2 separate regions of the Homo sapiens genome follow, and region 2 is linked to region 1. A link is a contact called in ENCODE Hi-C or POLR2A ChIA-PET data. All regions are on one chromosome and are shown on one strand. Each heading gives the region's core, a stretch centred on a gene start or an enhancer-like site at or near the end of the contact. The rest is flanking DNA. Distances are from core to core; before and after follow the strand shown. Region 1 has its middle 16 kb from the start of ANKDD1A. Region 2 overlaps SMAD3 (SMAD family member 3).

Region 1 (6,214 bases), core at 464-2,963:
ATTCAATGGGCAGCAAAGGCCCCCACACCCCAGGCTGGGCCTCATGGCTGAGACTCATCAGTCTTGGGCCTGGAGGGGCTGCTCTCAGTCTAACAGGCCTGACTGACAGGGAAACCACCAATTTGTCATTGGGTTCCAATCCCGAGTAGCTGGGATTACAGGCGTGCGCCATGACGCCTGGCTAATTTGTTTTGTATTTTTAGTACAGATGGGGTTTCACCATATTCGCCAGGCTGGTCTCAAACTCCTGACCTCAGGTGATCTGCCCGCCTTGGTCTCCCAAAGTCCTGGGATTACAGCCGTTAGCCACCTCACCCGGCCAGACAAATGTTTGTTGCATGAATGTCTTGCCCCTCACATCTGTGTTCCGTCCAGCCTTCCTCGCCTCTCCTTTTTCTTGGTGCCCTGGCTGTGGCCACAGTACTTTCCTAGGAGGAGGCCTATGCAGGCGCGTAAGGAACTCGGTGAAGGAGTCAGGGCCCCCAACTCGGCTCTCGCGAGCTTGCTGTGTGACCTCAGGCCAGTCACCTCCCCTCTTCTGGCCTGGGTTTCCACACCTGCACAATGGGAACAGCAACCTCAGCTGCCTGCCGTCTCTGACGTGAGGGCCAAATAAGAAAAGGTGAGAAGCTGGTCGCAAAGCGGTAAAAAAAGCCTTCAGCGCCGAAGCCGGGGAGGAAGCCGCTGATGAAGCTATTGCTGAGAAGTGTGAAGCCCCCACCCGAGGATCCGCTTTTGAAGAGGGACCCGGGGAACGCGTAGGGGGAAACTGCCTTCCTCTTCCCTCAGTGGAAAGGGCTGTGCTCATGTCACTGTGAAACGAAGCTATTTTTATGTAGTACAACTGCGATTATGACAGGGCCTCTTCCTGAAGGGGAAGGGTGGGGAGGAGACCTGAGTCATCAGTGGGGCGGCCGGCCCCACAGGCTGACACAGGCAGCTTGTGGAAACCAGGCCCCCCGCCCTGCCTTCCGCAGGTAGAGGCCCCAGAGAGGGGAAGGGGCCGACCACCTGCTCCCGAGCCATTCTCGGGCTCGGCCAGCCATTGGGCTGGGAACCTGTCAATCCTGGTTGATCTTCCAATGAGCTGTGAACTGGTCTTCCGGGAGGACTTACAGGAGGCTGGAAACGGGGCCTGGCGCGCGCTTCCCTCTCAGTGCGAGGCTGACTGGTTGGACTCGCCGGGCTCTACTGTGGGCCCCACGCTATGTTTAGACGCCCGACGTGTCCCATTTTATTGAACTCGTCCTGCCCCCCAAGTAGGGACGATTTACCTCCATTTTCTAGATAAGGCACTGGGGGCTCCGCGAGGGGATGTGGCGGACTGGAGCCCAGCTGCACTCCTGACGGGACTGAATGCGGGGCTGAGGGAGGCAACAGGAAGAATGAGTATTTTCTTTACTGGAAGGGCAGGGAAAGGTTTCTCTCAGAAGGTGACATTTGAGCTGGGCCCTAAACAATGAGCAGGATTTAGCTGTCTTGAGGAGGGGGAGAGGGAAGGGCATGTGACCCGGAAAGGATGCAGCCTGGGCAAAGGCAGGGAGGTGTGCATGGCTTGTTTGGGGGTGTCGAGCAGGTCGGGGGGGCTGGGTGGGGAGTGGCCGCGGGGCGTAGGTAGGGGAGGGCCTGGCATGACAGGCTAAGGGGTGTAGGCTCCTTGGGGTTCCTTCAGCGCTGTGCAAGCCCTGAGCATCCTCCCAGAGGTGTGGCCCTGCAGAGAGAGGGGAGGGAGCCCACTGGGGGAGGCGAGCTGAAGGAGTGGCCTGTCAGGTGGGTTTCCTGCCCTGGAGCCTGAGCTCAGGCAGTGGCTGCCGTGCCCCGCCGCCGCCCTCTTCTGCCGCCTCCTCCACGCCAGCACTTTTGCATGCAGTACTCCCTTCAGTCGTCACAGCCACCTGCAAGGTGAATATTACCACCTTTATTTCATAGGGGAGGTAACAGGTTTAGAGAGGTTAGAGGAGCCGCCCCAGGTCACACAGCCCCTCTTGATATTCTTCAACAAAAGAATCCTCTCTGACCCCTGCTCTCAGTCAACGGAACAACCAACAACCTCCTTCCTTCAGAGAAATAGGGACCCTGAGGCTGCAACCCAACTGTAATCATCTGCCTCCAGGCACCCTCTGCACAGACTCAGCTGTTAAATATAGATGGCCGCTTAGAGATCCTTTTGTTCTCTTTACATATTACAGATGGGGAAACTGAGGCCTAGTGAGGAAGAGACTTGCTTGGGGCCCCACAAATGGACCTAGATTGGCGAGCCTCTTTTGAGCCAGAGTCTCACTGGGGTTCTAGCCCAGCTGGGAAGTTGAGCAAAGAGGGATAAGTGGGTTACAGCTCAAGGACTGGGGGTGCCTTGGGGCTTCTAGGAGATGAGAGCCGAAAGGCATTCAGCCCTTTAACCCCACTCCAGAGCTTCAGACTGTTCCTTCTCAAGACACTTTACTGCCATCTGTCTGAAAAGTGTGCTAATAAATATGCAAATTTTGGTGACTTGAGAGGACTGGTGTCCTCTTGAGTTGTACAGGGCACAATTTGCAGATTTGTGAGTGATCACCAAGCCCCGAAGATGCAGCGAGGTCTCTGGCAACTCCCTTTCTCAGTCCCTTCTCTATTCCTCTCTTCTTCTTTGTCCCTCTCAGACTGGGACTGGGGGTGGGGGCAGGGGGGGGATTTCCTACTAGGGTGGGAGGAAGAAGGGTGAAGGAAGTAGGGTAGGAGGAGGGGAAGTGTGGAGGACAACAGAGGGAAAGGGTAGAACTTATTTCTGCTGTCAGAAACCGAAACCAAAAGTCCTGGCAGGAGTTAATGTGAGAGGGAGGTCTGTAGCAAGAGGCTGAGGAGCAAAGCCTTCACATCTGAGGACAGCAGCCCTGTCAGAGACACCCTGGCTGCAACCTCGGTGTCACTTAGACCAGGGCTTGCCTCTCATGCTGACAAGAAGCATGCAAAGGCAGTCTGTTTTCTCTGGGGATACCAAAGGCCCCTCCAGACCTTACAGTGCCCAGCACTGGTGTTAGGATCACTGCTGGAAAGGGGAGGGGGCACTAACTCAAGTCACCATGTCATCTAATAGCCCAAGAGTGGGTGACCCTTTGTCTTGTCTGGTATTAGTCTGTGTGGACCTGCATACACCCATGAGGCTGAGGCTGGGGGCAGCCGGCATCTGTGTGTCTAGCATAATGGGGATCCTCTTTCCCCAAGTCAAGCTTAGGACGTGTGGTATAACATAGATTTTTGTGATCCACCTGGCTGTGAGAGGTCATTTAGGTGCCACAATAATGGATTCTTTGGGGCACTTCATACTCTATTATAACAATAGGAGAAAATGTTTGCAACTTGGACTTGTCTTTTAAAATTCAGATTGTGTGGCCACTATTTCTTGTGAACTTTGTGATTCAACGAGCCAATTGTGTACTGGGAACCCAGATGGTGCCCCTCCCTTGAGGCTTGCTGGGTCCTCTGTGTAGGGATAGACTCTGTTCCGGGCGCCGTGGCTCCCAGTTCCAGACTGGCAGCCCTTTGAGCGGCTGAAACTTTAATTCATCTTTGTATCTCCCATGATGATAGGAACCTCCTGTCTCCTCAGGGGTTCTCAGAGTGTGAGTTTCTGGCTTCTCCATTCATCCCTCTGAGGCTGACATATCTGTGCTGGCTTCACAGAGGCAGAGAAGAATGGGGAGCATGCAGGGGAGGTGGACTGATGGATCAGGGCACAGGGGAACCTGGCTCCACCATTTCCCAGCCCTGAGGCCTTGGACAAGTTACATTTCTGAGTCTCAGTTTCTTCATCTGTAAATGGGGATGATTTAAATAGTTGACTTTTACTGAGCATGTTCTCTGGGTCAGGCACTGCGTTAAGCATATTGCAGGCAGACTTATTCAGAAAGCATTTATGAGGGCCTCCAATGTGTAAGGAACACCACAGTGTCAGAAGGAGAGGCTTGAAGAAGATAGGTGACTGGCCAAGGTCACATGCAGGTGAAGGAGTGGCAGAACTTGTACCCCAGAGCCCACTCTTATAACGAGCCCTCTGTATTGGATGGCCCCAGCAGACCCGAGAGGACAGGCCAGTGGAGAGCTCAGCATGGAGTCAGGTGGGGGAGACTCCTCTGTTCTCAGTGGAGGCCAGGCCCAGCTGTCCTGGAAGGAGCTAGAAGCCTGAATTCAGGTTGTGGAGCAGTGAGAGTCCAGCCCCACACAGGATGCCATGGGAGGAGGCCCTTCAAACCGGGATTCTGAAAGAACACATCCAATAGAAGGGGCAAGGGCTGCTGAGGGCCCTGAGGAGGGGGCGTGGGCTACCCATGAGCAGGCCCTTCACTCGTGGCCTCAGCTGCCCCTGCAGAAGGCTGGAGCCTGAGAGGAAGCCAGCCAAGTGAGCGGTGGAGGAGGAAGCTGGTCACATTCAGTTCTGGCTGACTCACGGGATCTGGGCTGAAGGACATATGTCTGGGAGTGCCCCAGAAAATATCTCACTGATATGGGAGATTTACTGGACTGCCTTTGGGGATTAGGCGTAGCCTCCCTTCCCTGCACCCCAGGGAGTGAATCCACTTCCCCACCCCTACCAGTGACCTCAGGCAGATGGCCCCAGGTAGAGAAAGCTGTGATTTGGTCAAGGACTCCTCTTGGCAGAGGCTGGCAGACCTCTAGGCCAGCCAGAGGAGATGGGCCTGCAGTGCACAGCCCCAAGGACTGGACACGTGTACACACAGCACCCAGAGGGACAGGATGTGAGGGCCAGGCTGGGCAGATGCAGGGAAGCCTTGAAGCCACCCTTGCTCTTCTCCTCTACACCCCAAGTCCTCAGTCAACCCTGTTGGCTCCAGCTCCACAGTACAAGCCTCTTCTGGTTCCTTTCCCACTGTCTTTTGAGCCTCCCCTTTACCAGCCTCCCTGCTTCTACCCTTGACCCAGAGTCTGTTCTCAACACTGCAGCCAGAGTGATAGTGTTAAAGATCACATCACTTCTGGGTTCATTCCAGTGGGCCGTCATCCACCCCAACTTCACCAAGAGCAAATGCCAAGCCCCCACCTCCCAAAACATACCTCTTAGATACTATTTCCTACTCCTCTCCCCATTCCTCACTCTGCAACAGCCACTCTGGCTTTCTTGCTTTTTTTCAAATAGCCCAGGCACAGCCTCCCACCCCAGGCCTTTGTACTGTCAGTTCCCTGTGCCCTGAACACTCTTTTCTTAGACATCGGCATGGCATACCACCTTACTGCCTTCCAGCCTGCTCAAATATCACTGTATTTCTCAGCATTCAAATTAGCATTATTTCAGGACTATTTTCAAAGGTGTGGACAGGCTGTAAGGAAACCCTAAGGGAGAGTGCAGTGCCCAGGTTCAGTAGCATGGGGCATTTTTGCTACTCCCAGGCCTGGCAGAAGGGCGAGGAGGAGGGAAAGACATGGCTGGTGGAAGGAAGGACAGAATTGTGGGAGAGGGCCACCTGACCAGAGCTGTGACCTGCAAGGAGGGAGCCAGGGGGATAAAAACCTCCCCCGCCTGTCTAAGCTCTCCTGCGAGGCTCATTGGCTGAATCCAGCCAGAGCCAGGACACAGTCCTTCAGGTCAGCCTTTTCTGGGGATCTGGAGGGCAAATGGAAGTTCCCTAGCACGGTTGCTTTCTTGGGAAATGTGACTGCTCCCCACCCCCAACTCCCAAGTCCTCTTACCTTGCCCTGTTTTTTCCCCATGGCACTTTTCTTCTAACATATTTACATATTATGATTATTTTTATTGTCTGTTAGCTCCAGGAGGGTAAGAATTTCAGTCTCTGTTATTTTTTGTTGTACCCCAAGTATCTAGAACACTGACTGGCACATTGTTGACAATAATTGTTGAATAAACAAATGCCTACTCAATCTCTCTGGGCATTTTGGGGAAAGCCTTTGGTGCCCAACTGGGCCCCTGCCTGGGGAAGGAGTGGGTTGATGCTGCAGACTGGGGTTCCAGGATTGGAGAGAAGCCAGCAGAGCCCCAGCTGGGAAGGAAGGAGAGCCTGCAGGGCTCTGCCCACAGCAGCCGCCCATTCCTGTGGCTCCCACAGCAGATCCCTGCCACTCTCCAAGGCTGTGACTTTGAGACTGGTAGGATTTTCCTTGGCAAATGCATCACTCTGCTCGGTCTCTCCAACAAGGCACCACTATGTGAAATCTCCTACCTCATGAATTAGCTCTTTGAAGGCACATCTGGTGCCTTTCCTGG
Region 2 (5,661 bases), core at 550-3,049, 2.2 Mb after region 1:
TTTTGCTATCTGCTTTAACTTCAACGATGAGAAAATCAAACCATATGCTGGACATCATTCTGCCCAGCTGGGCTGAGTCAGAATTGCAGTTCAAACTACTTCTGCTCTCCCTGGGTTTCGTGTGCTTTCAATGTGGGGATATCTTCCAGATCTGCAGTTCTCCAGAGCTAGGGACCCCTCAGCTCCAGCTGCTCTCTGGACAATACCTGAACATCCCTACAATATCTGAAATTGAATGTTTGCCATTTCTTCTTCTTTCTCCTCACACAACCTACTCTGATGTTCATGATTACTGGAGCCCCCAGGTTCTAAAAAGTGTTGAATTAGCAAGTGAACAAATAAAATGAGACCCAAAGAAACTGTGATCTTAGCATCCTGTTTTCTGGGTGAGGTTGAGGGTCCTTGGCCTCTCTTGCTGGTGGAGATGGGCTTTATGACTTTGGGGAAGTCAACTTGACTTCCTGGGTGTTGGTCTTCTCTTCTACAAAATGACAAGCTTGAAGGGAGAATCTGAAAGAATCTGTGTATCCGTTCTCAGATTTTCTTTTTTTTTCTTTTTTTTTTTTTTTTTTTTTTTGAGATGGAGTCTCGCTCTGTCGCCCAGGCTGGAGTGCAGTGATGCGATCTCGGCTCACTGCAAGCTCTGCCTCCGGGGTTCATGCTATTCTCCTGCCTCAGCCTCCCGAGTAGCTGGCACTACAGGCGTCTGCCACCACACCTGGCTAATTTTTTTTTTTTGTATTTTTAGTAGAGACGGGGTTTCTTTGTGTTAGCCAGGATGGTCTCCATCTCCTGACCTCGTGATCTGCCTGCCTCGGCCTCCCAAAGTGCTGGGATTACAGGCATGAGCCACCGTGCCTGGCCAGTCTCAGATTTTCATGATAGCCCTCTGAACTCTCCTTGGCTTCTTGCCTTTGGCTGTTTTCTCAATGCATATATTTTCCTGGGGGACAAATCTAAGTTTTCATCTGATGCTCTGCCTTCAGAGGGGAACCATTCCTTAATGACCTATTTAATTGTATTATCATTGTTGTTTAATTCATCACATATTTACTGAGCTTCTTTTGTTGGTGGTGGTGCCATCAGACACAGTGGTCCAGGAGCTGCAATGCGTTGCTGATGAGGATGGTCACACATAGCTCTGCCCTCATGGAGCGTCCCAGGGTGAAATGAGACCTCCCCTGAGAACCGACTCCCAGGGTAGGGGAAATCAGTCTGCAGGCAAAGAGGAATTCAAATTTAGCCTGAAGCACAGGTTTTCTGTGCTTCTAGGCACCGGCTGCATTCCAACCGTAGTGCCATAAAAATACAGGAAGGAAGGGAAACGTGTTCACAGGTTGGTTAGAGATGTGGAAACCAACAATCAGCTCTCTCTTATCCGTAAGAAACTAGAATCTACTGCTGGCTTCAGTCCCTCAGACCTGCTGCTCAACAGAGTGCCCTTTCAAACCTGGGTTAGACTCTGTGCTAATGGCTTTTTTCATGAACCTCAGACAGCCGGAAAGTATATTCTTTGAGGATTATGATCGACTAGGATGCTCGGGAATCTTTAAAGAGAAGCACTATCTTGGCTATATTTGCCCTCAGTTGTTTTAAGGCCAGTGAGGAGACTGAGCATTTCAGAGGTGAAGCATTTAGAGGATGGCCTCTGAAAGCATACGGCTCAGTAAACAACTGACCCATCCTTTGTCACCGTTTTTGTCCAGCGGCTGTCACCATAGGGGCTCCTCTGGTGTGGAGGAGAGAGAATTAGAGGCAGCAGGCCTGGGTTCTAGGTCTGCCTCATTGTGAACCAGCTTCAGGACCTTGGGTGAGTCACTTTTCTGCCCTGGCCCCTGGCTTCCTCTTCTATAAACTGAAGGTGTTGGCTTAGCAGGATTTTAAAGTTTCTTCCACCTTAAAAACTCTGATTCCTGCACTTGCATTCAAAGAAATGACTCTATTACTCATTTGAATAGTTTCAGAATCACTGTATAGTCAACTCTGGACTAGAAATGGGGGCCTGCAGTTGAGGACAGGATGGAAAGAGGTTTGGGGTTCAGGGTGGGCTGTGAGGGCTAGGATTCTTGATTCCTCATGATTTGCAATTGGTTGTTGGTGTTACCATGGAAGGTTCTCAACCATGGCTGCTTTTAAAAATTTTGATGCTCAGACCACCCCTGGAGACCAGTGAATTTCAAATTTCTACAGGCCGGCCTGGGGAAATCCATGTTTTTTAACTTTCCTAGGTGATTCCGGTATGTGGCCGGGATTGAGAATCACAGCCATAGATGCTTATGTAAAGCTGTGTTCAGTGTTACAGGCATCTGTTCTGGGTGGAAAGTGATAGTGGTTGGTCAAAAAAAAAGCGTGCACACACACACACACACACACACACACACACATACACAGAGAACAGCTCTAGGTTCTGGAAGTGTGTTGATTTGGTCACCACAAGTGCTGGTGGTGAGTAGTTGCCCTGAGGTTTGGAGTTCCAGTTCCCTCCTATCTCTGGGTCAGTGGTTTCTCAACATCTTTGAAGTAGTGAAACCATCTGTAGTTGGTTATTTCTGCTCAGAAACTCACAGTACAAAGTGGGGGGTGGTGCAGGGGGGTGGAGCTGGAATGGATTAAACAGGCCCTTACAAATGCCCACACTTTTTTCATGAAACTAAGTTAGAGGCCTTAGCCAACTCCAGCATACCTTAGTGTCAGTTCTTTGGCATTGCCCCGGTGGATTCTAGGGGCTGTGAAGGCTGTAGGGGTGTGTGTTACTCCCTGCTGCTTTGGTGAGAGAGTGTCCCTGTCTTTGGCTGAGAGCATCCTGTCCTGCCACTTCATCAGCAGTAGCATCTAAACAGCCCTTGAAGGGAATCAGTATCTACAGCCTAAGAAATCTGATGGGACACATCTCTCTGCATTAAAATATTAACAGAAAAGGTCAAACTGGGAAGGGGCAGCTAAGTTGGAATATCTCATTCAGGTAAAGGGATGGGCTTGTGGATCCTTAATTGGTGTGAAATGCGCCCTAGGAGGGGAGACTATATCAGTGCTGAAAGCCCTTGAGGGCTTTCACAGATGAAGGGGGATGGTATGAGAAGCTTTACAAATAACAAGGTTTGAGATGCAGTTGTAGACACATGCCAGATGTAGGTTGCTATTTTCTCAGCTCAATGAGGAATCTGTCAAGGCACTCTTAGAAATGGAAAATATAGTTCCTGCCCTCAGGAACTATAGTGTCACGTGATAGCAGTGAAGACCTTCTATGTCCTGGCCACACAGTGAGGATCAGAAGACAGAGCATGGAGAGTGGAATGGGACACATGGATCAAGGAACGTGGACCTGAGCAAGCAAAAGCAAGTCACTCGGGTCCCACTATCACATTGCATATCTTCTCCTTTTTTTTTTTTTTTTCTGAGACGGAGTTTCGCTCTTGTTGCCCAGGCTGGAGTGCAGTGGTGCGATCTCAGCTCACTACAACCTCCACCTCCCAGGTTCAAGCGATTCTCGTGCCTCAGACTCCCAAGTAGCTGGTATTACAGGCGCCTGCCACCACACCTGGCTAATTTTTAGTAGAGATGGGGTTTCACTATGTTGGCCAGATTGGTCTTGAACTCCTGACTTCAGGTGATCTGCCCACCTCAGCCTCCCAGAGTGCTGGGGTTACAGGCATGAGCCACAGCACCAGCCTCTTCTCCTTTCTAACGTGATGTCAGTGTCTCTGGGAAGCAGCCTTAGTTGGCACCTCACTGGCAGCAAGAATGACTTCATGTTCTTGCTCCCATGAAAATTCTCTGCTTTCAGGAATACACTTTCCTCTAGGTTTTTTCTTTGTCTGCAAGTGGGGGGGTGTTCTTTGCCAGATCCCTGCTTTGATGATTACCATCTGCCCACCTGAGTTTCCTGCATAGTTTCAGTTGGAAACTCTTTTCTCTTTGGACCCTAAGATACCGTGTAATAGGATTGTTCTTGGTTTCAGTAGGCACCTGGCACCCTCTCAGCTGTGGCTGCATTTCAGGTATGGATGGGAGTGATTATCTGTGCATCAGAAAACTCAAGATTGTCATGTGAGCAAGTTGTGTGATCATCAGTAAATGCAGAGCTGGCTTTGTTAGGCCCTGGTTGTGGCCAAGGCTTTCCTTTCCCGGCGGGTGATTATTCCAGATTTCATGGTCACTAGCTGAGTGTAATCAGGAGCAGATAAGAAAGCCCTGTATAGAGCAAAGTATGCATTTCTTAAGGTGGTGGGGGAGGTGGCAGAGGCATTATATAGACGTGTGTGTTTGTGCATGTGTTTAAAAAAAGACTTATATTTTCTGGGCAGCAGAACTTAAGTTTCCAGTAAACATCTCCTCCCTTTTTACTTTACCTTTTAATTTTGTGTTTATGGTCTCTGTGCTTTGAAATTGTTTTTGCTGTGATGCCAGCCCTGCCTGAAATGGGTGGAGCAAGCCAAGCCCTTTGGAAGCCATGGTTTAGATCAGAGTTCTTGTACTGACATGGCCCAGCTGATTGACAGCTCAGATGTGATCACTCCGTCTCAACTAGAAGAATAAAAATAAAAACCTTGAGCTGGAGCGGAGAGGGGTCACACATTTGTTAGTTTATCCCCTACTCTCACCTTTATCGCAGGAGGAGTGATAAAGTGCTGCTGTGTGTAATTCTGGTCTGGGGTTGGTTTTCTGTAGTCCCAAACCTGGGACTAATTCTCCCTGGAGCCCGTGGCCCAGAAGATGGGTGCACAGTAGGGTTACTTGATGCTAAACGGCTTTCCCGATAGACTTGGGATCTCACTGTTCTTGTCTTAGCTTTACTTGTTGGGTTGGAGGAGGTGAGGTGGGTGGGCAGGGGCCTAGGGAAGCCCACTATAGAAACACTGGGACAGAGAATCCAGCCCAGGCTAGGTGAGAGCATCTGCCAGTGTGAAAACACGTGGAAGCGGGGGAGGCAGGCGAGAAAAGCTGTGGGAGAAAACCTCACAAATGCAGCAAAGCTGCCCAGGGCCCAAGCGGTGGGGCGGTAGCGAGGGAAACACAGTGGTGTTTGGCTGCTGCTTCACACCACTTTTAATTCAGCGCTGCTAGGAAGGCTATTTCAGAATGCTCCCGAGTGGGAGGGGGCAGCTGCTCTAGGGTGGGAAGGGGATGCTAAGGCCGGGTGCGGTGGCTCACGCCTGTAATCCCAGCACTTTGGGAGCCGAGGTGGGCGAATCACGAGGTCAGGAGTTCGAGACCAGCCCGACCAATATGGTGAAACCCTGCCTCTACTAAAAATACAAAAATGAGCCAGGTGTGGTGGCGGGTGCCTGTAGTCCCAGCTACTCAGGAGGCTGAGGCAGGAGAATCACTTGAACCCAGGAGGCAGAGGTTGCAGTGAGCTGAGATCACGCCACTGCACTTGAGCCTGGGCAACAGAGCCAGACTCTGTCTTAAAAAAAAGGGGGTGCTGGAGAGCATGTGGGGTGGATAGGGCTGACTAGAGACCTTTGTCAGGGTGACCTTTCTCCAGAGAGCCCAGTAGGCTCAGAAGGAAGGTCCCTCAGCACCCTGGCCCACACAGTTCCAGGGAGACCCCAAATAAAGCATTTGCACAAACAGTCCTGAGTGGAGCACACCTAGCCGCCTTCTCTTGCAAAGTGGGCCTTTAAAAAAGGGGTGTATGGCTGCTTAGTTCTGAAGAGG

What was found. Hi-C counts contacts between places; a loop is a spot of excess contacts on that map. ChIA-PET counts read pairs that join two places held with the same protein, here RNA polymerase II (POLR2A). Pooled maps may share reads with other maps.
Region 2: a loop to region 1 is called in a map with no recorded cell type, with 7 times the contacts of the local background. The contact joins two enhancer-like sites. A Hi-C loop is called at or near these places in 1 of 37 single-sample maps with no recorded cell type and 3 of 50 pooled maps. POLR2A ChIA-PET finds 5 or more read pairs at or near these places in 1 of 52 experiments (activated T-cell).

The regions. Positions count from the first base shown.
Region 1 is chr15:64,893,103-64,899,316 of GRCh38, forward strand. No RefSeq gene overlaps it. Among named protein-coding and RNA genes, the nearest start is that of ANKDD1A, 16 kb to the right of the region's middle. RefSeq lists enhancers at 332-441, 592-901, 1,696-2,294 and silencers at 1,442-1,491, 1,532-1,581. Within about 2 kb of position 1,714, at least 37 of the 41 ENCODE cell types and tissues checked have a DNase peak (open chromatin) inside an H3K27ac peak, as active enhancers do.
Region 2 is chr15:67,083,517-67,089,177 of GRCh38, forward strand. All of the region lies in intron 1 of SMAD3 (SMAD family member 3), which reads left to right. Among named protein-coding and RNA genes, the nearest start is that of SMAD3, 21 kb to the left of the region's middle. RefSeq lists an enhancer at 174-253. Within about 2 kb of position 1,800, at least 10 of the 41 ENCODE cell types and tissues checked have a DNase peak (open chromatin) inside an H3K27ac peak, as active enhancers do.